2 separate regions of the Homo sapiens genome follow, and region 2 is linked to region 1. Evidence: read pairs that join two places in POLR2A ChIA-PET (ENCODE). Cell type or tissue: OCI-LY7. All regions are shown on one strand. Each heading gives the region's core, and the rest is flanking DNA. Links, peaks and the distances in the headings are about the cores only.

Region 1 (11,116 bases), core at 5,998-10,997:
CTGTGACTTCAGATCCATCTCCAAATGCAGAGGCAACCACCTTCCATGGGCGTCCTCCCCAGTTCCTGCAACTATGTGAGGCCCAATCCATGGAACCCCTTCACAACATTGTACAATAGCTTCATAGTAAGTATCACGATTTAGTAAGGCAGATCCCTCTATCACCTTCTCTAGGAGTGCCTTGGCTATTTGGGGAGCTATTTTTGCTCTTCCATAACAATTTTAGAATCAGCTTATTAAGATTTCCCAAAAACTGTAGAAATTTGATTGGAATTCAATTGAATCTGTAGATCAGACAAGAGAGTTTCACAGTTTTCTTAGTAATAATTTTGCACATTTTATTTTTATCTCTAGCTTCCTAATCCTTTTTTTTTACTTCAGATGATATATATTTTTTAAGTTATATTTTATAACTGTTGTTCTTGTATAAAAACAGTTTTTATATATTGATCTTGTATTCAGGAATCTTTCCTTTTTTTTTTTTTTTTTTTTTTTGACACAGAGTCTGACACTGTTGCCCAGGCTGGAGTGCAGTGGTGCGATCTCGGCTCACTGCAACCTCCACTTCCCAGGTTCAAGTGATTCTCCTTGCCTCAGCCTCCCAAGTAGCTGGGATTATGGGCACCCGCCACCAGGCCCTGTTAATTTTTTTGTATTTTTAGTAGAGACGGAGTTTCACTTTGTTGCCCGGGCTGGTCTCGAGCTCCTGACCTCATCATCTGCCCAACTCAGCCTCCCAAAGTGTTGGGATTACAGATGTGAGCCACCTCACCCGGCCTATTCGGGTACAGATGTGAGCCACCTCACCCGGCCTATTCGGGTATCTTTCTAAACTAATTCTAGTGGTTAGTGGTAGATTATTTTGGGTTTTCTATCTGGACACATAGTATGTGCTGATAACAGTTTAGTTTCTAATATTAGCTTTCTAATATTTACTTTTTTTCTTGTTCTGTTGTGTTGGCTAGGATCGTCAGTACAATGTTATTTCATTTTTACACATTCTATGAATATGGCCTCCCCTTCAATCAAATGTCTGCACTGCGTCGCTACTCATTCTTAAGTGATGAACTTGCTTATTTCACTGAGAAAACAAGTGTAGAGAGAACTTCCTTAGTCTAATCACCATACAATCTACAAACAAATCTTCCTTTAAACTTTTGTGTTTCCCTCCCAATACAATGAATGGATTGTGTGTGCTCTCGCCAAGATCAACCTTTCCTCTTGGGCACCTTCTTAAGGAGTTGGCTCTGCAATCACCCTGCCTCTCCTTCTTGTATCAGCATTTTTTTTTTCTATTTTAAAATGAATCAATCTTCTCAGGTTAAAAACACACTGTCATAGCTTAAGTCTTAAGTACACAAAAATGCGTCCCTCGATCTCACATCTTCTTTCAGCTATTCCAATTCTCTGCTCCCCTTTATAGCAGAACACCTCAAAAGAATCATCCATACCTGCTAGTTTTCACTCTCTCACCTACAAATTACTCTGTTGGACTACTGTAATGAAGTACTGTTGTTCCCAGAATTCCGCTGAAATAGCCCTTGTCAAGGACAATAACCTCTACAATGTCAAAGGCGATGGTTGATTCTCACTCCTTATCTTACTTAATCTCTCCGAAGTGTTTGACAGTGTGTGTAGTATAAATACATGGGGTTTGCTTACTCATTAATTTTTTCGAAGGGGTGAAGCATTTGGCTGTGATAAAATAAAAACTTCAGCCGAATTAAATTTAAAGGAGTTTAATGACTAATGAACGATTTGCGAATCGGGCAGCCCCCAGAATCACAGCAGATTCACGGAGACTCGAGCGCAGCCACGTGGTGGAAGATTTATAGACAAAAAAAGGGAGGTGAGGTACAGAAAAGCTGGTTTGGTTGCAGGTTGGCATTTGCTTTATTTGAACACAGTTTGAACACTCAGCAGTATGTGAGTGGTTGAAGTATGGCCGCCGGGATTGGCCAAGACTCAGTGACTGTTACAGGCGCATACTCCTAAGTTAGGTTTCTGATCTTGTCTGCCTATTAAGCTAGGTTACAGTTCGTCCACAAGGACTCAAATATAGGAGTCTTCTCAGGCCATATTTAGTTCACTAAAATAGCTGTATGATACAGATAAACCTCTGTTTAAACCAAATTTTTCTGTTATTTGCAACCAAATGCATTCCTCACTGCTTTATAAGTTTATAGAACCTGTTTTAATAATCCCAACCAAATCCCAGCACTTTGGGAGGCTGAGGTGGGCAGATCATGAGGTCAGGAGATCAAGACCATCCTGGCTAACACGGTGAAACCCCATCTCTACTAAAAATACAAAAAATTAGCCGGGCATGATGGCATGTGCCTGTAATCCCAGCTACTCAGGAGGCTGAGGCAGGAGAATCGCTTGAACCCGGGAGGTGGAGGTTGCAGTGAGCTGAGATTGCACCACTGCACTCAAGCTTGGGCAACAAAGTGAGACTGTCTCAAAAAAAAAAAAAAAAAACAACCGAACCAAAAAACATCTATTATAAGAAGCAACATGGTACAGTGAGGGGGGAAACTGAATTTAGAGTCCAGATGTACTTCTCCTTTGGGACTAGCGTGGATTTTACTCCCACTCTCAAACTTACTACACTTCAGATCCTACAGCTACTACACTTCGGATCCATTGTGCTAAGAAGGAAGAAAACAATGGCTGAGATTGAGGTAACAGTGCATTTTCTCTACTAAGTCTTCCCTCCACCTGGCTGACTAAAAATGTAGTTTGGCAATTGAAAAAATAAAAGGGAGCTTCAACTTCAGCTTCCCAAAGGTTGGATTAGATGCACTTTCCTTATTTTTCCTATTAAGTGCAAGTAAAAACTTAATAGAAAACAAACCTAAGATGTCTCTGAAAGGCGGAGATGAAGGGAGACTGGCTAGGGACCTTGGAACCCAAGAAACAACATAGTGGTGAGTTGTCTGGATTTTCCTTTTGCCTTATAAATCCCAGACTTGGAGCTGAAGAAACTGGCAACATGTGAACAGCAATAATGCAGACAGAAAAAAAAAAATAAAGTCCCAACAAAAGTTGGCTCTTCCTAGCTAAAGGACAAGGAAAAAGGCAACCTAGCAAGACAGAAAACTTTTAGGAAATAACGACTCTACCCTAGCCCAGCACCACAGGAAAAAACTATGGTTCCACCCACACCCACACCAGCAAAGGCCAAATGAACACCTCCACCCATGGAGGCTCTAATGAGGTGGCCCTCCCTCTTTCTCTCTGCTGGAGTGATGTCAGAAAAAGCCTGCAAAACAGAAGGCATAGAAAGACCCAGAGTCTCAAAATATAGTACCCGAAATGCTCAGGTTCCTATCGAAAATCACTCTTCATACCAAGAACCAGTTAGATCTCCAACAAAGGAAAAAAGACAGTGGATAACAACACTGAGATGACAGAGATATTAGAATCATCTGATAAAGCTTCTGAAGCAGTCATATAAAAGTGCTTCAACAATGGGCTCACGCCTGTAATCCCAGCACTTTGGGAGGCCGAGGCAGGTGGATCACAAGGTCAAGAGATCGAGACCATCCTGGCCAACGTGGTGAAACCCCGTCTCTACTAAAAATACAAAAATTAGCTGGGCATGGTGGCATGCGCCTGTAGTCCCAGCTACTCGGGAGGCTGAGGCAGGAGAATTGCTTGAACCTGGGAGGTGGAGGTTGCAGTGGGCCAAGATTGTGCCACTGCACTCCAGCCTGGAGACAGAGTGAGACTCCATCTCAAAACAAAACAAAACAAAACAAAAATGCTCCAACAAGCAATCATAAACAGGCTTGAAGCAAACGAAAAAGTAGTCTCAGCGAATAAAAAGTCTCAGTAAATAAAAGGAGAACCAAATTTTAGAAATGAAAAATACAAAAACCCAAAATTCAAAGGATAGTCTCAACAGCAGAACAGAAGACACAGACGACAGCTCAGTAAATTGGAAGAGAGAGAAGAAAAATTATCCAATTCTGGCCAGGCACGCTGGCTCACACCTGTAATCCCAACACTTTGGGAGGCTGAGGTGGGCAGGTCACTTGAGGCCAGGAGTTCGAAACCAGCCTGGCCAACCCGGCGAAACCCCTCTCTACTAAAAATACAAAAATTAGCTGGGCATGGTGGTGCGTCCCTGTAGTCCCTAGAGCTACTTGGGAGGCTGAGACATAAGAACTGTTTGAACCTGGGAGGTGGAGGTTGCAGTGAGCCAAGACTGCACCACTGCACTGCAGCACTCCAGCTTGGGTAACAGAGTGAGACTCTGTTTCAAAAAAAAAAAAAGAAAAAAAAATCTTAGCTTTGGCCTGTGGGGGAAAAAATAAATTACCCAATTTCTAGAGATAAAATGGACTGTTAAACCTGTATTACTATAACAAAAACAACAAAAAAATCTAACTTTCACATCATTTGAGTCTGAGAGAGGAGAAATAGGGTAGGGTGGGGCCAAAAAAGTACTGGAAGAAATAATGGCTGAAAACTCCTTAAATTTGGCAAAAGACATAAACCTACAGATTCAAGAACTGAGCAAATCCCAAACAGGTAAACCTGTTTTGCTTAATGTATCTTTTTTTTTTTTTTCATTTTCAATATACTGTTTCCTTATTTTACATGTGCTTTGGTTAACATATAAATTTAAAGGATAGAATAAGCTGATATACAAGGCAAACAGTACATCACACTCAACAGATACATATTTTTAAGCACATGAAAAAGTTAAAACTTTTGACCATCAACTAGGTCAGAAAGCAAGTTTCAGCAAATTTCAAGGGTCTGATTATTGCAGAAACCACAATGTGATTACCTCAGTAGTCAATAAAAAAAAAAGAAAATTCCATATGTTTGGAAACATATTACTAAATAACTAGTACATCAAAGAATTATGGGAAATTTGAATGTATTTAGAACTATGATCAAAATACTGCATATCAAAAACTTGTGGGATAAAGCTAAAGTAGTAGTTTGTAGAAAATTTAAAATCTCACATGTGTGTATTAGAGGAAAAGAGGCTTGAAGCCAATGAAAAAACTAATGAGCTAAGTACCATCTTGAGTTAGGAAAAAAAGCAGCAAAACAGACCCAAAGAAAGCAGAAGAAAAGAGCTAATGATGACAAGAGTAGAAATTAAGAGAAATAAAACAAACATAAAAGAGCAAGGATCAATAAAGACAGACTTGATCATTTGAAAAGAGATCAAACTGACAAACCTCTGACAATATGGATGGAAAAAAGGAAGGCACAAAAATAATAGGAATGAAAGAAGGAACGTAAATGCAGTTGGTGTAGACATTAGGCATATAATCAACAGGCTATGATCAACTTCATATTAATAAATTTGGAAATTCAGATGAAATGGAAAAATTCCTGGTAAAATACAACTGAATGAAGGAGAATAAAAAACTTGAATAGTTCTATAATCAAAAGCAAGACTGAATCAGTAATTTCTTTTTTTTTTTTGAGACAGCGCCTCACTTTGTCACCCAGGCTGGAGTGCAGTGCCGAGATCATAGCTCACTGCAGTTTTGACCTTTTGTGTTCGAGTGATCCTCCCACCTCAGTCTCCTTAGTAGCTAGGACTAGAGTCATGTGCCACCATGCCTGACTAATTTATTTTATTTTTTGTAGAGACGGAGTCTTGCTTTGTTACTCAGACTGATCTTGAACCCCTAACCTCAAGTGATCCTCTTGCCTCAACCTCCCAAAATGTTGGGATTACAGGTGTGAGTCATGGTACCTGGCTGAATCAGTAATTTAAAAATAATCTTCCCACAGAGAATTCTAGGCCCCAATAGTATTACTGGTGAGTTCTATGAAATATTCAAGGAATGAAAAATTCCAATTATTTCAGAGTATTGAATAAGGGAAAACACTACTCCAACTTATTATATGGGCTTGGGGGAAGAATATATGTTACTTTGTATAAGAGCCGCAAAAACTACAAGACAGATGTGAATCTTAAATCTTTATGTTGACAATTACAAAACTTTACTGAAGGGCATAAAAGATATAAATGGAGAGATATACCATGTTCATAAATACAAAATACAAAAGGCTTTGTATTTATTGGTATTACTGGTATTACAAATATGACCATTCTCCTCAAATTGATCTTATAAACTCAATGCAGTTCTTTTCAAATGAAATCCTATGAAGGTTTTTAGGAACTTCACAAGCTGATCCAAAAATTCATGAGAGTATAGGGCTTCAAGATAGCCAAGACAATTGTGAATAACCTGAATAATGATGGTGCTCTGGTGCTTATCCTATCAGAGAGTAATTCTTACTGTAAAGCTATATTTAATAAAGAGTGGGGCTAGATATGGTAGTGGTAAAGAGCATACAGAAAGAACTACAAATAATATGGAAATCTGACATATGACAGAGGTGAATAAATTTTTTTTTTGAGCTCTGTCACCCAGGTTGGAGTGCAGTGGTGCCATCTTAGCTCATTGCAACCTCCGCCTCCCAGGTTCAAGCGATTCTTCTGCCTTAGCCTCCTGAGTAGCCGGGATTACAGGTGCCTACCACCACACCTGGCTAATTTTTGTATTTTTAGTAGAGACGGGGTTTCCCATGTTGGTTAGGCTGGTATCAAACCCCTGGCCTCAAGTGATCCACCTGTCTCAGCCTCCCAAAGTGCTGGGATTACAGATGAGAGCCACTGTGCATGGCAAGATAAACTTTTAAATAAAGGTGGTACTATGAAAATTGGATAGGAGTATTGAAAATTATAAAAATTGAAGTAGACACCATGAACGTACAAAAATATAATCCCAAACTGCTTAACGACTAAAAAGTGAAAAACCATATTCAGAAGAAAAAAGGTTAATATCTTTATGACATTGAGGATTTCTTAATACAGCAAAATGCACCAACGGTGAAGAAGATACTTACATTAATATTAAAATAAAGTTTGTTTTTTTATTTTATTTTTTTTGGAGACAGAGTCTTGCTCTGCCACCAGGCTGGAGGGCAGTGGCACGATCTCGGCTCACTGCAACCTCTGCCTCCTGGACTCAAGCGATTCTCCTGCCTCAGCCTCCCAAGTAGCTGTGACTACAGGCACACACCACCATGCTCAGCTAATTTTTGTATTTTTAGTAGAGACGGAGTTTCACCATGTTGGCCAGGATGGTCTCCATCTCTTGACCTGGTGGTCCGCCTGCCTCGGCCTCCCAAAGTGTTGGGATCACAGGTGTGAGCCACCGACCCCGGCCATAAAGAACTTTTATATGACAAAAATCACAAAGTGAAAATGCAAGCCAGGAACAGAGAGAAGATATTTGCAACCTCTATAAATGTCAAGAGGTTAATACCAAGAATACATAAAGAGCACGTCAATTCAGCAGGAAAAAGCACCAAACAGAAAAATTTGCAAAGGATATGAATAGGCAGTACAGGGTGGTGGAAACCAAATGGCCAATAAATACAGGAAAGGACCACCAACCTAAATAGCAATCAGAGTAACATAAATTTTAAAGCATCAAAGACACAATTTCAAACTTATCAGATTGGCAATAGTCCAAAAACATCAAGTTATTGGCAATATGGAGCAAGAGGAAATCTTACTTATTGCTGGTGGGAGACTAACTTGTTACAGACATTTTGCTGAACAATTTGGAATACCTAGGTTACAATGGAAAACATGAACATCTCACATTCCAATAGTTCCCATTTCTAGTGATAGGTCTTAGAGAAGCCTTCACACACTGCAGAAGAATATTTGTGTGCTATTTTTAATAGTGAAAGGTAGGAAAAATGTAACTTTACCTCAGTAAGGAAAAGGCTTTATCTGTAATGTTTTATTTCCTTTAAAAAAAATCTGATGCAAAGCCAGGTGCGATGGCTCATGCCTGTAATCCCAGCACTTCGGGAGGCCGAGGTGGGTGGAGCGCCTGAGGTCAAGAGTTTGAGACCAGCCTGGCCTACATGGTGAAACCCCATCTCCACTAAAAATAAAAAAATTAGCCCGGCATGGTGGCGAGCACCTGTAATCCTAGCTACTTGGGAGGCTGAGGCAGGAGAATCACTTGAACCCGGGAGGTGGGGGTTGCAGTGAGCTGAAATCGCGCCATTGCACTCCAGCCAGGGCAACAAGAGTGAAACTCCATCTCAAAAAAAAAAAAAAAAAAAAAAATCTGATGCAACGCTGGGTGAGGTGGCTCACACCTGTAATCCCAGCACTTGGGAGGCTGACGCAGGAGGACTGCTTGCGCCCATGAGTTTGAGACCAGCCTGGGTAATATAGTGAGAACTCGTCTTTACAAAAAATGTTTTCAATTACCAAGCATGGTGACACGTGCCTGTAGTCCCAGATACTGAGAAGGCCAAGGTGGGAGGATCACTGGAGCCTGGCAGGTGGAGGTTAACAGGGAGCTGAGATGGCGCCACTGCATTCTAGCTTGGGTGACAGAGTAAGACCCTGTCTCAACAAACAAACATCTGATGCAAATAAAGCATTTGTTAAATATTATTTTGTATACTTACCTATTAATCTGAAATACTATATGAAAAAATTTTAAATGTGAAACATAAGCAATATTGCCTTTAACATTTACAGTAGGTTAAACATCTATTCAACTGACCTCTGTTCACTAAAACATTAGTAATGCTCATCTTTTTTATAAATAATTCTCTACAACCTAACACCTAGTAAGTAAAGCTTTTATTGCTTCTCTCCTGGAAATTATCCTATAAATGGGTTAACCTTGTAATGTTGATTCAAAAGCACAAAGGGAAAAGGCAATAGAAGTCCTTTTAAGATCTACTTTAATCTCAATACTTTTAAGTTTTAAATTTTGATCTCATTAACCTTATGAATGTCAACCAACAGAAAAATAAAACACACCAAAAGATCCAGAACTCTTTAAGGATTGTAAAGGGACAAGCTTGAAAGCCTGACGCCAATCCTCTCTTTGTCCAAAACCACCACCCTAACGGCTCCAGCCCCATGAATTCCTAGTTTAAGAATCTCTATATCAGATGCTATCAAAAGTTAGTAATCGTAGCTAACATTTATAGAGTGCCTACTAAATGCGGAACACTGTTCTAAGGGCTTTACATTTGTTAATTCACTTTTAAATCATAAACACACTGAGATCAGGAAAGTGGTTTAACTATTCTTAGTTTCAGTTCCCCGTAGTACAGTACAGTAAGATATTCTGAGAGACCATATTCACATAACTTTTACTACAGTATGGTTTTAATTGTGCCACTTCATTATTAGTCCTTGTTAATCTCTTACTGTGCTCAATTGATAAACTTTATTATAGGTGCATGTATGGATAGGAAAAAAGACAGTTCACATAGGGCTTGGTACTACACTTGGTTTCAGGCATCCCAGGGGGTCTTGAAACATATCCCCAGTAAACAGGAGGGAACTACTTACTTTATTTCCGACTTCCACATAAGCAAACTGAGGCACACAGAGGGCAATTTGCCTACAGTTAAACAGCTAGTAAGTGGTGTAGACAAGATTCAAATCTAGGCAGTTCGGTTGCAGAGCACACACTCTTAAGCAGGAATCTTTGCTAGTTAATTAGACAATTAATGAGAAAAGGTATATCAGGAAAACAATCTAAGAGTTGCAAATAAGTATTTTCTAAATGAGGTCGGAAGAAAAAAGGATAGAACCATAGTCTCCAAAGCATTTCTGTCTGTTTTATTCCTTGCCAAACATTAAAACTGTGATTCTATTTCCTGCTTTGAAAATCAGTTCTGTTTTGCACTGCTCAATGCCTTTAAGATGAAGGTTTCTTTGTAATATTAACAATCAGTGCACTCTTTCTTTCAACTCCTTTATTAAATTGGTTGCAAAAAAGATATACATTCTTATATTGACAATTCTTGTCATGAATAAAAGCATCAAAAATAAGGCAACAGCAAGATGTGCTTCACATATAAACAATCATGTTGTAAGAATAAGAAACCTGAATCCCTGTACAACAAAAAGATTAGGAAGCAAAATGTGAATAAGCTTGTATTCAGAATATACCTATATGTGTGTGCAAAGACAATACACTCATCATATACCTCACTTAGGTTCCTTTATGATGCATAATTCCTTAATCATTCATTTGTGAAACAAGAATGAATATTAAGAAACATGAAATCCAAATTGCACTTATTTTCACAATATCAATGCTAAACTCAAAATAGCAACTTCATTGACTCTCAATGGTAAATTTCAAACATGGAAAGCAATCTTAATTTTTTTAACCCTTTGACTAGGGTCTGTAAAAAACGGTGGATTATTTTACTGTACTTACAAAGAGGCTGGGTCTCAGCCTGCACTTAAACAGCATGAGCAACAAAGGACAGGAAACAAATATCACTAAGAGTAATGCCCATACATATAAAGATATCTAGTTGAGCCACGTTCTACTTACATAGCAAGCCTATTAAACCACTAGCATAACAGATCATATCTCATGAAACAGAATTACTAAATTAACTACACATCTCTCAGAAATTTCCAAATCCCTGCTCCCAACACAATTTTAGTACACCTATTAAGTACCACGGGTCATTTAGAAAAACAGAAAAAAATATACACCTAGTCTTTGCAATTAAAAAAAAATCATAACATAAACAATGTTAGATATAAATTTTGAACTCAATATGTTTTTTCCTACATATTTATGTAATCAAGGCTCTTTAAGCAAAGACAGGTGGTAGGTATATGATCTGTACAAACTTACAGTAGTGTATATTCCAAATAAAGGTTTTTCTTCCTACTATGGTATGACAATATAACTGTTTTCTGAATGAAGATACATGTTAAGGCTTAAGGTGTAAACACTTTGGAAGGCAAACAGCTTAGTGAAAAAAATTATGGTTCATTTAAAAATGTGTATCATTTCATAATAGACCCCTGAACTTTCAAATTTACATGTGAGAATACATTTACATCTTAACTTTCTAGGAAAGGCACAGGCTTTATGTAAAAAAGCAGCAAAGTTTTAAACCCACCAATATATTGACAAAGCCATTACTTTTATTAGAAACAAATAATGCTTCTCAAGGTGTTGGCAACATGTCATAGTATCAACATATACTTCATACAGTGTATTTCTCCCTTTAATTATATTCCGGTAGGAGGTGGAATACCTCCTTGGCT
Region 2 (11,116 bases), core at 2,706-7,705, 54 kb after region 1:
CAGCCATAAAAAGGAATGAGATCATGTCCTCTGCAGGGACATAGATGGAGCTGGAAGCTGTTATCCTCAGCAAACTAACACAGGAACAGAAAACCAAAGACTGCATGTTCTCACTTATAAGTGGGAGCTGAACAATGAGAACACATGGACACAGGGAGGGGAACAACACACACTGGGGCCTGTGGAGAGGGAGATGAGAGGGGGAAGGAGAGCATCAGGAAGAATAGCTAAAGCATGCTGGGCTTAATACCTAGGTGATAGGTTGACCTGTGCAGCAAACTACCATGGCACACGTTTACCTATGTAAGAGACATGCACATCTTGCATATGTACCCCGGAACTTAAAATAAATATTAAAATTAATTTTAAAAAGCAACAAACAGTTCCTCACCACCTTTAAGAGATGTTTAGCTAGTTTCCTTGCTGATTGAACCTGGCAGAGGTGAGGGGGGAAGTTGGTGAGAAAAGATCTGGGAATGAGACGATTTGTCCAGCCCCATAAAAGGAAATCCCTGGAAGAATTGGAGCAGGTGGGAGAATCTGCATCTCTTTCATCTTCCATCGCTCCCTGGGGAAGCAGTGGGGCGGTGCTTCTCCCAGTCTGCCTTCTGGTTCGCAGGCCTGGAGGCACATTAGAATCACCTGAGGGGGCTTTTAAATCCACCCATGCCTGGGACCCACCCAGAAATCTCCAGGAGTGCAGCTGAGGTAGGGAAGTTTTTAAAAACTCTTCAGGTGACTGTGAAGCAGAGAGCATATCACTGCTCGAGCGTTTCAGAACCAGAAACAAATAAGTGACACAAGTGAAGAGTGAAACTACAACATTTCGGTGAGTTTGGAAGGGAGCAGGCATTGTAGATAGATTTTTAAAGAGGAGAAGTGGGACCCCGAGAGGAGGAGCAATTTGCCTGGGTCAGTGGCAGAGTTGGGGAAGGAGGTAGCCTCGTTTTCTTTTTGGTCCCCTATACCCTTTTTTATTTTCTGGTGGCATATTATAGTATTAATTGTTCTGACGGCTTAGCTTTATATGTACCCAGCCATGAAATTTCCACTCTGTCATTGGGCAACCTCTCCAGTTAGACCTACACACTGTTGTAAAGTGTTTCCTGGCAGGGAAACCCAAGTATTTCGTTTCTAATTCTTAGCTCTTTGCAAGTCTGAGCAGTGGGTCATGAGACTCCCACAACTGTTTAGAAGGAGCCAGGGCCCACTTTTCATGCATTCTGTTCAAAGCATAATCCATGTGCATGCAGTGAAAATGCAAACGTGCGGGTGGCATTCAGACCTAACGCAGTCTCAGCTTTCAATCCTGCTGTGAATCCAGAGTGGCTGTCATGGGATCTACTGCAGTTAATTTTTTCAGAACTCAGAGCTAAATCCCTGAGGAGGCCTGGGCTGGAGAGGCCACCTGAATGGTGGCCTGCTTAAAGGTGCGGTCATGTTTCCTGATTTAACTGGGTCAGTTTGGTTGTTTATTTTTGCCATTTGATTTCAGGGCAGGGTTGGCTTCAGTGTGCTGGCAATTCCCAGATAGTTTATGCTCTGAGGGACTGGGACAGGTGTTCAAGAACCCCCAGTGACTATTATTTAATTTTGTTCCTCCCCCAGCCTCATGGTTTATATATGAGTTGTTATGTGACAGAGTTCTATTTTTAACCACAGACATGCTCTGTTCAACTGGAATCATGTTCTTTAGACACTGCATTATGCAAGCTGGCTCCAAAGTTTGCCAGAAGTGCTAAACTAAACTGTGACAATTCCCAGCCGTAGTCACTGACACCCCCACAGTGAACCAAACAGCATGCTTACTTGCTTCAAGATAGAGTTTCAGTTGTGTTAAATAACTGTCTGGTGCTACCTGATGAGAAAGCCATGTCTGGCTGTTTGGATCAGCTTCTCTGATCTTGTCTCCTGTCTAATCCCAGAATAAATCCTTTGGGTTTTGGGGGAGGACGTTAAAAAGGCTCTGGTGAAGAAGATTAAACCTGAAACAAGTCATAATGAGGCATAAACAAGGTAATACTCATTGTAAGGTATCTTCCCAGGTTCTAAGCAGGAGAGGAGAAAAGATGGTTTCGATGGAGGGCATCTGTTGAGAAACCCCTCTGATGTAGATGTTCCTGTGGAGTCATTTATATCCAAACATTAGGACATTAGACAAGTGCACTGGTGGGTTCTCAGGGTTTTTTATGGGGTGATCATAAAGAAGTGGCTCTCAAGAATTGCATCGAGCCAGGGATCTTCTGACTTCTGAAGACTGACATCTGGCTTATCTAAGATGATCCAGGGAAGGGGCGGAGCTAGAAGTCTCTGCGGGAAGATTGTTAGTATTTGCTGGGATTCTTTGGTGGCAAGCAACAGAAATAAACTCTCAAGAAGGGTTAATCTACTTAGGCAGAAAAGGACTTTTTAGAAAATAAGTTCCATGAGAGCAAGGGCTAGCTTGTTCACTGGTATTTCCTCAATAGAACAGTACCTTGAATATAGTAGGTACTCATTGTCTTAGTCCGCTCAGACTGTTAACAAAATTCCTTAGACTGGGTAATTTATAAACAACACAGATTTATTGCTCCCAGTTCTGGAGTCTGGTATGTTCAAGATCAAGTTGCCAGCAGATTCGGTATCTGATGAGAGCCCGTTCCTCATAGTTAGTGCCTTCTGTGTGTCCTCACATGGCAGAAGGGGCCAGCAGGCTCCCTCACACCTTTTCTATAGGGCACTAATCCCATTCAAGAGGCCTCCTAAAGGTCCCACCTCTTAATACAATCACACTGGGGATTAAGTTCTATAAATTTTAGAGGGACACCAACATTCAGATCATAGCGCTCAGTAAATATTCATGGACTAAAAGAAGTTATAGGGTGGATCAAAGCATTGTTAGGAAGATTGTGAACCAGTTTTGGAAAAAGATAAAGAATGAGAGCATCTCTGGAGAGGCTTAGGTAGCAGGAACTAGGTCCCTGACAGTCTCATCAGGACACCACTGCTGGAATAACTGCTTTCCAAACATTTTTATATTTTTAAGTGTCTACACTCATGCTTCAAAATCCAGACAGAGAGAGTGAGTGTATATTAATCAGGGTTCTCCAGAGAAACAGAACCCTCTATCTCCACCTCTCCCCTTCTCCCCCTCTCCCCCTCTACCTCCCCCTTCTCCCCCTCTCCCCCTCTACCTCCCCCTTCTCCCCCTTCTCCCCCTCTCCCCCTTCTCCCCCTCTCCCCCTTCTCCCCCTCTCCCCCTTCTCCCCTTCTCCCCTTCTCCCCCTCTCCCCCTCTACCTCCCCCTTCTCCCCCTCTCCCCCTTCTCCCCCTCTCCCCCTTCTCCCCCTCTCCCCCTTCTCCCCCTCTCCCCCTCTACCTCCCCCTCTCCCCATGTGTGTAAAAGAAGGAATTGGCTCGTGTGATTGCAGAGGCTGGCAAGTCCAGTCTGGCAGGTTGGAGACCCAAGCAGAACCCATGTTCCTATTTGAAGGCCATCAGACAGGAAGAATTGATGTTGCATATGAAGACAGTCTGCTAGAGAATTATCCTTACTTAGAGGAAAGGTTGGTCTTTTAATTCTATTTAGGCTTCAAGTAGTTGGATGAGGACCATTCACTATGGAGGGCAATCTTCTTGACTGATTAAAATGTGAATCTCTTTCAAAAACACCCTCGCAGAAACACTCAGAATGTTTGACCAAATATGTGGGCACCCTGTGACCCAGTCAAGTTGACACACAAAATTAACTATCAGAGAGGAGAGAGAGAATGCAACTGACCTAGCTTAAGTTGTGTGCCCACCCCTTTGGCTGGTAGAAGGCAGGGTATTTTGTCAGTTCTAGAGATTTTGAACCATGGGGCAGAACTGATTTCCTAAAGGGAAAGTGGAGAGCTGTTACCAGGAGAAGGAGAATAAATAGTGGGAAGCTACAAAACAACTGGCTCTTCTTGAATGATGGTTTTATTTTTCTTATTTTGTTACTTGCTTCCATGTGAGTAAACATTAAAACACATCTGTGCTGCTTTGCTTGACTTCTTCCAGCTCCTTTATACAAGAGGAAGAACAGCTGGGAGGGAGAAAAATATTTTTTTTCCTTTCTCTCTTCACTTCCAGTCCTCAGTAGAGGTGACTGACGGGTGATGGTTACCTCTGAGTCCTTGCTTTTGGGGGTCTGTGCTAATGATTGAACACTCAAATGCTGCCTCACTCTGAAGAGGTCCTTCAACACTGTAAAAGGCATTCACAAGACATCCCTGCCCCGGAAGAGTTTGAATCTGTTGGACTTTGTGCATTTTTCTTCTTTTCTATCCTTCACCTACTAGTTGTGGCTACTACAAACCCATATAGTTCTTCTGGAATTAAGGAGACACACTTCCCTCAAAGTGCTTTACATCTATTGGTCAGAGATGGTCATAATGTACTGAGTTTGTTAGAATGACGCGTTGCTATGTACCAGGAAGTTATCACAGGGCATATAAGTCTACCATGTCTACAGTGTGAAGGATGCCTCGTTAGACGCAGCACTCTTGTGCAATGTACAATCTGTCTACTTTATATGGCAGGCCTGAACTACTGAGGGAGAGAGAGACCACCAGAAATCGGGAAAGCACAACTTAATTAATGCTCTTATGAATGGTGTGTGCTGGGGGGTGGTTGTAGTTCCCTTTGTGTTCTGACCAATAGCTGAACCACTGATCAGATTCAAGACAGAACCTTGAATCCAAAACTCCTTTAGTGTGGCAAGTCCACCATAGTTCCTGAGGAAGCTGCCTTCGAGGAATCGGGGACCACTGCTCTCTTTTTAGGGGAATCCCTGAGATACCTGCATATCTCAGACCCGACAAGCAGGGAGTGGCAATGGGCATATTGCTATTCCAGGATACAACTGCTGTGAGATCCTCTTCAGAGGTTTATAAGCCTGACTTCTCATTAGCACGTTAGATATAAGGCATGACTCATTGCCAAATCTACAGACCCATGATAGGGTAGACAAGATCAATAGTCTAAAATGAAAACAGATTTTAAAATGAACAGAAATTTAATGCTTTTTCCCGTATGCCAATGGATTACATGGTACACATCCTGGGGTAGGCATAGCCCACTTTGTAGACCACTGATCTAGAGCCTGGTACTCCCCTTACAAAACCTGTGCAGGCAGGGCTAATTGACTCAACACCGTGGGCCTGGAGACATCCTCACCCTCCATTACAACAAGTGGACATGTGGTTTCTAGGCCAAGAGTTGGCAAATTACAGCCCATTGGCCATACCTGGCCAGCCCCCTGTTTCTACAAAGTGTTTTTGAGACACAGCCACACTCACTTGGTTATGTATTGTCCATACCTTTTTTCACACTATAAAGGCAGAGCTGAGTAATTGCCATGGAGAGCAGATGGTCCACAAAACCTCAAATACTACCCGACCTTTACAGCAAAAGGTTGCCCGAACCCTGCTCCAGACAGGCAGTATTGATCCCTGTGTGTTGGTAATAAAAGGTAAGACTTGTCTGCTGCCTCTGCTCTGGAGTTAGGCCAGAGTTTGCCGCATAGCTCCTTGTGTTAATGAGGCTCAGCTTGGCCTTGCCTTCTGGGGATTAGCACCTAATCCCGGCTAGCTTTCTTAGAAAGCTCATTCACTGGTCACAAGGATGCAGAGAAGTGAGTGTGGATGAAACTGGTCCTGGTCACCTGAAGTCCATGCCTTACACGGCGTGGGTCAGCTGTGTCCTCTCTGCTAGCTGGCCCCTCTGCTACCTACCTCTAGGTGATGTGCCTGCTACTCAGCACAAGTGACAGAGCAGCCACAGGCCTCCCCCACTGCAGGGCTGCACAGCTGCTGCACATCCCCAAGGGGGCGGGGCGAATGCATGCTGAAATGTTTGTGTGCACATGTGAGTACATTGGTTAGGACTATCCCCAACTCCAGCTAATGCAAGCCTGGTAGACACATGCGTTTTTGCATATCCATGCACCCTTCTTTTGGGAACTGCCGCTAGATGAAAATCCAAATATTTAATTCCTAGCAATTAGTTTGGGCTTGAGTGGTATTCATTTTTATTCAGAACTCAGGTCCTAGGCCTTATTCAGATTTCAGTCCCACGTGACAAACTTCCACAGTTCCTCTGAGATGTCCTGATTCTCACTGGTGAGAATGGCAGAGACTGCTGGTTCCTTACCTAACAGCCATCTACCCTACAAGCCCTGATTTTGAGACAGTCTCTGCCACCTAGGCTGGAGTGCAACCTCCACCTCCTGGGTTCAAGTGATTCTCCTGCCTCAGCTTCCCAAGTAGCTGGGACTACAAGTGCATGCCACCATGCCCGGCTAATTTTTTGTATTTTTGGTAGAGACAGGGTTTTGCTATGTTGGTCAGGCTGGTCTAGAACTCCTGGCCTCAGGTGATCTGCCCACCTTGGCCTCCCAAAGTGCTGGGATTACAGGCATGAGCCACCGCACCTGGCCCCTATAAGCCCTGATTTTATTGGAAACGTGTCCTTTAGTGAATTGTGCATCTGGAACAGAGACAGACATGTTGTGCTTCATTTGTACTTTATCATTTTTGTCCTTGGTGCAAAGGTATTACACCCTAATGCTGGCTCTTTGGGGCCATGAAAATTGCAGAAGTCACGGCTCTTCCCACTTCAGTCACTGAGCCAACACCAGTACTCACCTACTTCAAAATTTATCTTCCCATGAGAGGAAAGGAAAACCCCACCTTGTTTTTGGTTTGAACACAACTGCATCAAATTCCTTACTGATGACTGAAAAAATTAAGGAAAAGCTCAGAGTGAACAAGAAGTAGATCAGCTTTCCTTACAGATGCACAAAATTACACAGCAGGCCTGGGTTTTTTTTTTTTTTTAAACTTTGGAGTAGGGTCTTCTGTCCCCACAGCTGGAGTGCAGTAATGTGATCATAGCTTAATGCATCCTTGACTTCGTGGGCTTAAGCAATCCTCCACTTCAGCCTCCCAAGTAGCTGGGACTACAGGCTTGGGCCATCGTACCCGGCCTAAGCCTGGGTTTGAGGTCTAGATTTATCATTCTCTCATCCTGTGCCCCAGAGCCAGTCACTTTCTCTTAAAATTCTCGGTGTCAAGGCAAGACCACTGCGCTCTGAGGCCCCCTTGATCTCTAGGGCATTAAAATATATGGGAGATTTCCACCCTTCCTCACGGGGCTTGCAGGCTGAGGGAGTGAGAATTTCCTCACCAGCAGCATGGGCAAATTCGTAAAAAGAAAGAAATAATTTGCTTGTTTTTAATGGCCACCAAACTTCAAAGTCTAGTGACCACCAACCAGTCCCTCCTCAGTGAACATGGTCGAATACAGAAAGGCTTTCTCTGGAAGAGCCCAGAAACCTGCTGTCTCATTTCAAAAGCCATCTTCCTTCCCCGAGACAAACATGGTGGAAAGGAGGCCCGCCTGATAACACTGAGGGTTTTGGGGCCAGATTTTTTTCTGCAGGCAGTTTTGGACATTTATTTTAATCTTCTTTATGTGAGCTATAAAACACATTTAGAAAAGTATATATTAGCTGGTTGTAGTGGCTCATACCTGTAATCCCAGAACTTTGTGGGGGCTGAGGCAGGATGATCATTTGAGCTCAGGAGTTCACGTAGTGAGACCCCATCTCAACAAAACATCAAAACGTTAGCCAGGTGTGGTGGCACGCACCTGTAGTCCCAGCTACTCAGGAGGCTGAGATGGGAGGATCACCTTAGCCTGGGGAGGTTGAGGCTGCAGTGAACTGAGACTGTGCCCCTGCACTCCAGCCTGGGTGACAGAGTGAGACCCTGTCTCAAAAGAAAAGAAAAAATATATTAAACATAATGAACAGTTAATGTTTTTTAAAATAAAGTAAACCCTTTATTAGGTCAAGAAACAGAAGTTTGTGAGACCCCTGGAGCCCTCCTGCCTATCCCTTCTCAATTGCAGTCCCCTCATTTAATGGTAACCACTGCCTCGATTTTTTTTTTTTTTTTGGGATGGAGTTTTGCTCTTGTCACCCAGGCTGGAGTGCAATGGTGTGATCTCGGCTCACTGCAACCTCTGCCTCCCAGGTTCAAGTGATTCTCCTGCCTCAGCCTCCTGAGTAGCTGAGATTACAGGCACCCGCCACCACGCCTGGCTAATTTTTTGTATTTTTAGTAGAGGCGGGGTTTCAACACGTTGGTCAGGCTGATCTTGAACTACTGACCTCAGGTGATCCACCTGCCTCAGCCTCCCAAAGTGCTGGGATTACAGGTGTGAGCCACCGTGACTGGCCCCCCATTGCCTCTACTTTTATGGTCATTGATGTCTTTGATTTTCTTTAAAATTTTACTACAGACATATATGTCCATGGCCACTATTATTTGATTATACCTGCTATTGAAATTTATAGAAATGGGTCCATACAGGATGTGTTCTTCATATCTGGCTTCATTCACCAACATGATGTTTATGAGATTCATTCTGGTTTTTGCACATAGCTGTAGCTTATTCTGTCATTGTCATGTAGCATTTTATTGCATCAATAGGTTTTCACAAATTCATATCATTGCACATACTTACTTGTTACCAATTTGGGGATTTCATGATAGATCTGCTCTGAGTGTTCTTGTCCCTGCCTCCCTGTGCATATTTCAGTAGGTTGTCCCCCTGCAGTAGAATTGCTGGGTTGTGGGGTATGTTCTGTTGGCTTTGCTAGGTGATGCCAAAGTGATTCTGTGGATTTATACTCCCAGCAACTGTACATGAGAGGTCTCCATGCCCCACATCTTTGTCAACACTGGAGAATGCTATTCTGTAAAGTTAGCTACTCTGGGTGGTGTGCACGGCTATATCTGTGTGTGTGAGTGTGTGTTTGTGTGTGTGTGTGTGTGTGTGAGAGAGAGACAGATTTTCTAACCTAATTTTCATTATTGCATTAGCCTAATTTTTATTAAAAATTTCTTTTTTTTTTTGAGATATGGTCTCTATTGCCCAGGCCGGAGTGCAGTGGCACAATACCAGCTTAACTGGGCTCAAGCAATCCTCCAACCTCAGCCTCCTGAATAGCTAAGACTAAAGGCACATGCCACCATGCCCAACTAATTTTTTGTTTGTTTGTTTTTTTGAGATGGAGTCTTGCACTGTCGCCCAGGCTGGAGTGCAGTGGTGCGATCTTGGCTCACTGCAACCTCTGCCTCCTGGGTTCAAGAGATGTTCTGCATTTGTCTGATGTTTTCTCATGGTGTCTCACTCGTTCTTCTCTATAAGCTGGGAGTTGGGTCTAAAGGCTTCTTTAGATAAATCTCAGTGTGGCTTTAATGTGCATCTGTTGGATTTGTTTTTTTTCTTTTTCTTTTTTTTTTTTGAGATGGAGTTTTGTTCTTGTCGCCCAGGTTGGAGTGCAATGGTGTGATCTCAGCTCACTGCAGTCTCTGCCTCCTGGGTTCAAGTGATTCTCCTGCCTCAGCCTCCTGAGCAGCTGGGATTACAGGTGGCTGCCACCATGCCCAGCTAATTTTTGTATTTTTAGTAGAGATGGGGTTTCACTGTGTTGGCCAGGCTGGACTTGAACTCATGAAGTCGTGATCCACCTGCCTTGGCCTCCCAGAGTGCTAGAATTACAGGCGTGAGCCACCACGCCCAGCCCCATCTGTTGGATTTGTAATGAGATTGAGCACCTTTTCATGCATTTTCTGGCCATTTGGAATTCTTCTCTCTTGAGGTGCCTGCTCAAGTCTCTTGCCTATTGTTCTGTTTGCTATGTGTCTTTTTCCTGTTGATTTGCAGGAGTTCTTTATCTTATACATGTGTTGAAAATGGCTTGTCCCACTCTGTGGTTTGCCTTTTTACTTTTTTTTTTTTTTTTTAATTTCACTCCTGTCACCCAGGCTGGAGTGCAGTGGCATGCTCTCAGCTCATTACAACCTCCATCTCCTGGGCTCAAGCGATCCTCCTGCCTCAGCCTCTGGAGTAGCTGGAACTACGGGTGTGTGCCACCACACCTGGCTCATTTTTGTATTTTTAGTAGAGATGGAGTTTTGCCACATTGACCAGGCTGGTCTTGAACTCCTGGCCTCAGGTGATCCACCTGCCTTGGCCTCCCAAACTGCTGGGATTAGAGGTGTGAGCCACTACACCTGATCTGCCTTTTTATTTTTGTAAGGGTATCTTTTGGTGAGCAGAAGTTTTAAATTTTAATGTCCAATTCATCAATATTTCTGTAACCTGTTGAAAAAATATTCCCTAACCTGGGGTCACAAAGATGATTATAGATGATCTCCCTGATCGCCTTCCATAACTGGGTCTAAGATCCTCCTGGAAGTGTTGTTTGTGCATGGTGTGAGGTGGACGCCAGGTTTCATTTCCTCCCGTAACGACATTAAGAACATGGTCCTTTCCCTAGCCCTCTGCAGTGCTCCCTTCCTTGTAACCTGAGGGTCCCTGTGTGCATGGGTCTGTTTTGGAGATCTCCATTCTATCCATTGGTCTATTTTTCTAAATTTTTATACCAATGCATACTTTCTTAGCTGCCATAGGTTTATAATAAGTCTTGATGCCTACCTATGTAAGCTCTCCCTCTGAATTACTTTAATGATGCTGTGGCTAGGATTTTGACATTTCACAGGAGACTTGGCTCAAACCTCATGCCCCTTTTTTGAGATAGGATTATGGGGTTACTATTCTTTCCTGGGCTGTGATCTCAGAAGTAACTTACTCAGTTTTCCAGTTGGTCCTTTCCAGGGACTCTTCTCACTTGTGTCTTATTAAATAAAGATTTGATTTGAGACCATGGAAGTCCAGTGTTCGGAATGCCTGTATCTGTTATGTTCTACTTTTTGGGACAGGTGGACATAAAGGAACTGAATCTGAAATAGGTGGTAAGGAAAATCCCCTGAAATTTGAAAATGGGTGCCTGAGAGGTGATTTTGATCTCTCCTTTGGCAGCTGCACGCTGTAGAGAGAATGAACTCTAGAGTCAGGTTTTTGGGCTCAATTCCTGGATACACCAGTTACTAGCCCTATGACCTTGGGGACATTGATTAACCATCCTGGCCTCAGTTTCCTCATCAGTAAAATGGGAATAGAAACAGACTCTACCTCATGGGTGTTTGTGAGGATTAAATGCGATTATATACAAAAAGGGCCTGGCACAGAATAAGTG

Evidence for each region. ChIA-PET counts read pairs that join two places held together with the same protein. Peaks named below come from ENCODE experiments on the same cell type or tissue, not always from the same donor. Only the 100,000 strongest peaks of a DNase experiment are listed, where the experiment ranks them.
Region 2: POLR2A ChIA-PET joins it to region 1 with 6 read pairs; 12 of 35 experiments call an interaction of 5 or more read pairs at or near these places.

What each region holds. Positions count from the first base shown.
Region 1 is chr7:106,080,725-106,091,840 of GRCh38, forward strand. It overlaps SYPL1 (synaptophysin like 1), which reads right to left. Exons shown (of 5, transcript NM_182715.4): 5 at 9,781-11,116. The coding sequence ends at 11,081. Among named protein-coding and RNA genes, the nearest start is that of SYPL1, 26 kb to the right of the region's middle. RefSeq lists an enhancer at 1-338. In OCI-LY7, for the core only: no CTCF peak of the experiment used is centred there; DNase peaks (open chromatin) are centred at 9,067 and 9,407; H3K4me3 peaks cover 1,874 bases; H3K27ac peaks cover 2,847 bases.
Region 2 is chr7:106,138,353-106,149,468 of GRCh38, forward strand. No RefSeq gene overlaps it. Among named protein-coding and RNA genes, the nearest start is that of SYPL1, 32 kb to the left of the region's middle. In OCI-LY7, for the core only: CTCF peaks have their summits at 5,840 (motif pointing right) and 6,039; a DNase peak (open chromatin) is centred at 5,819.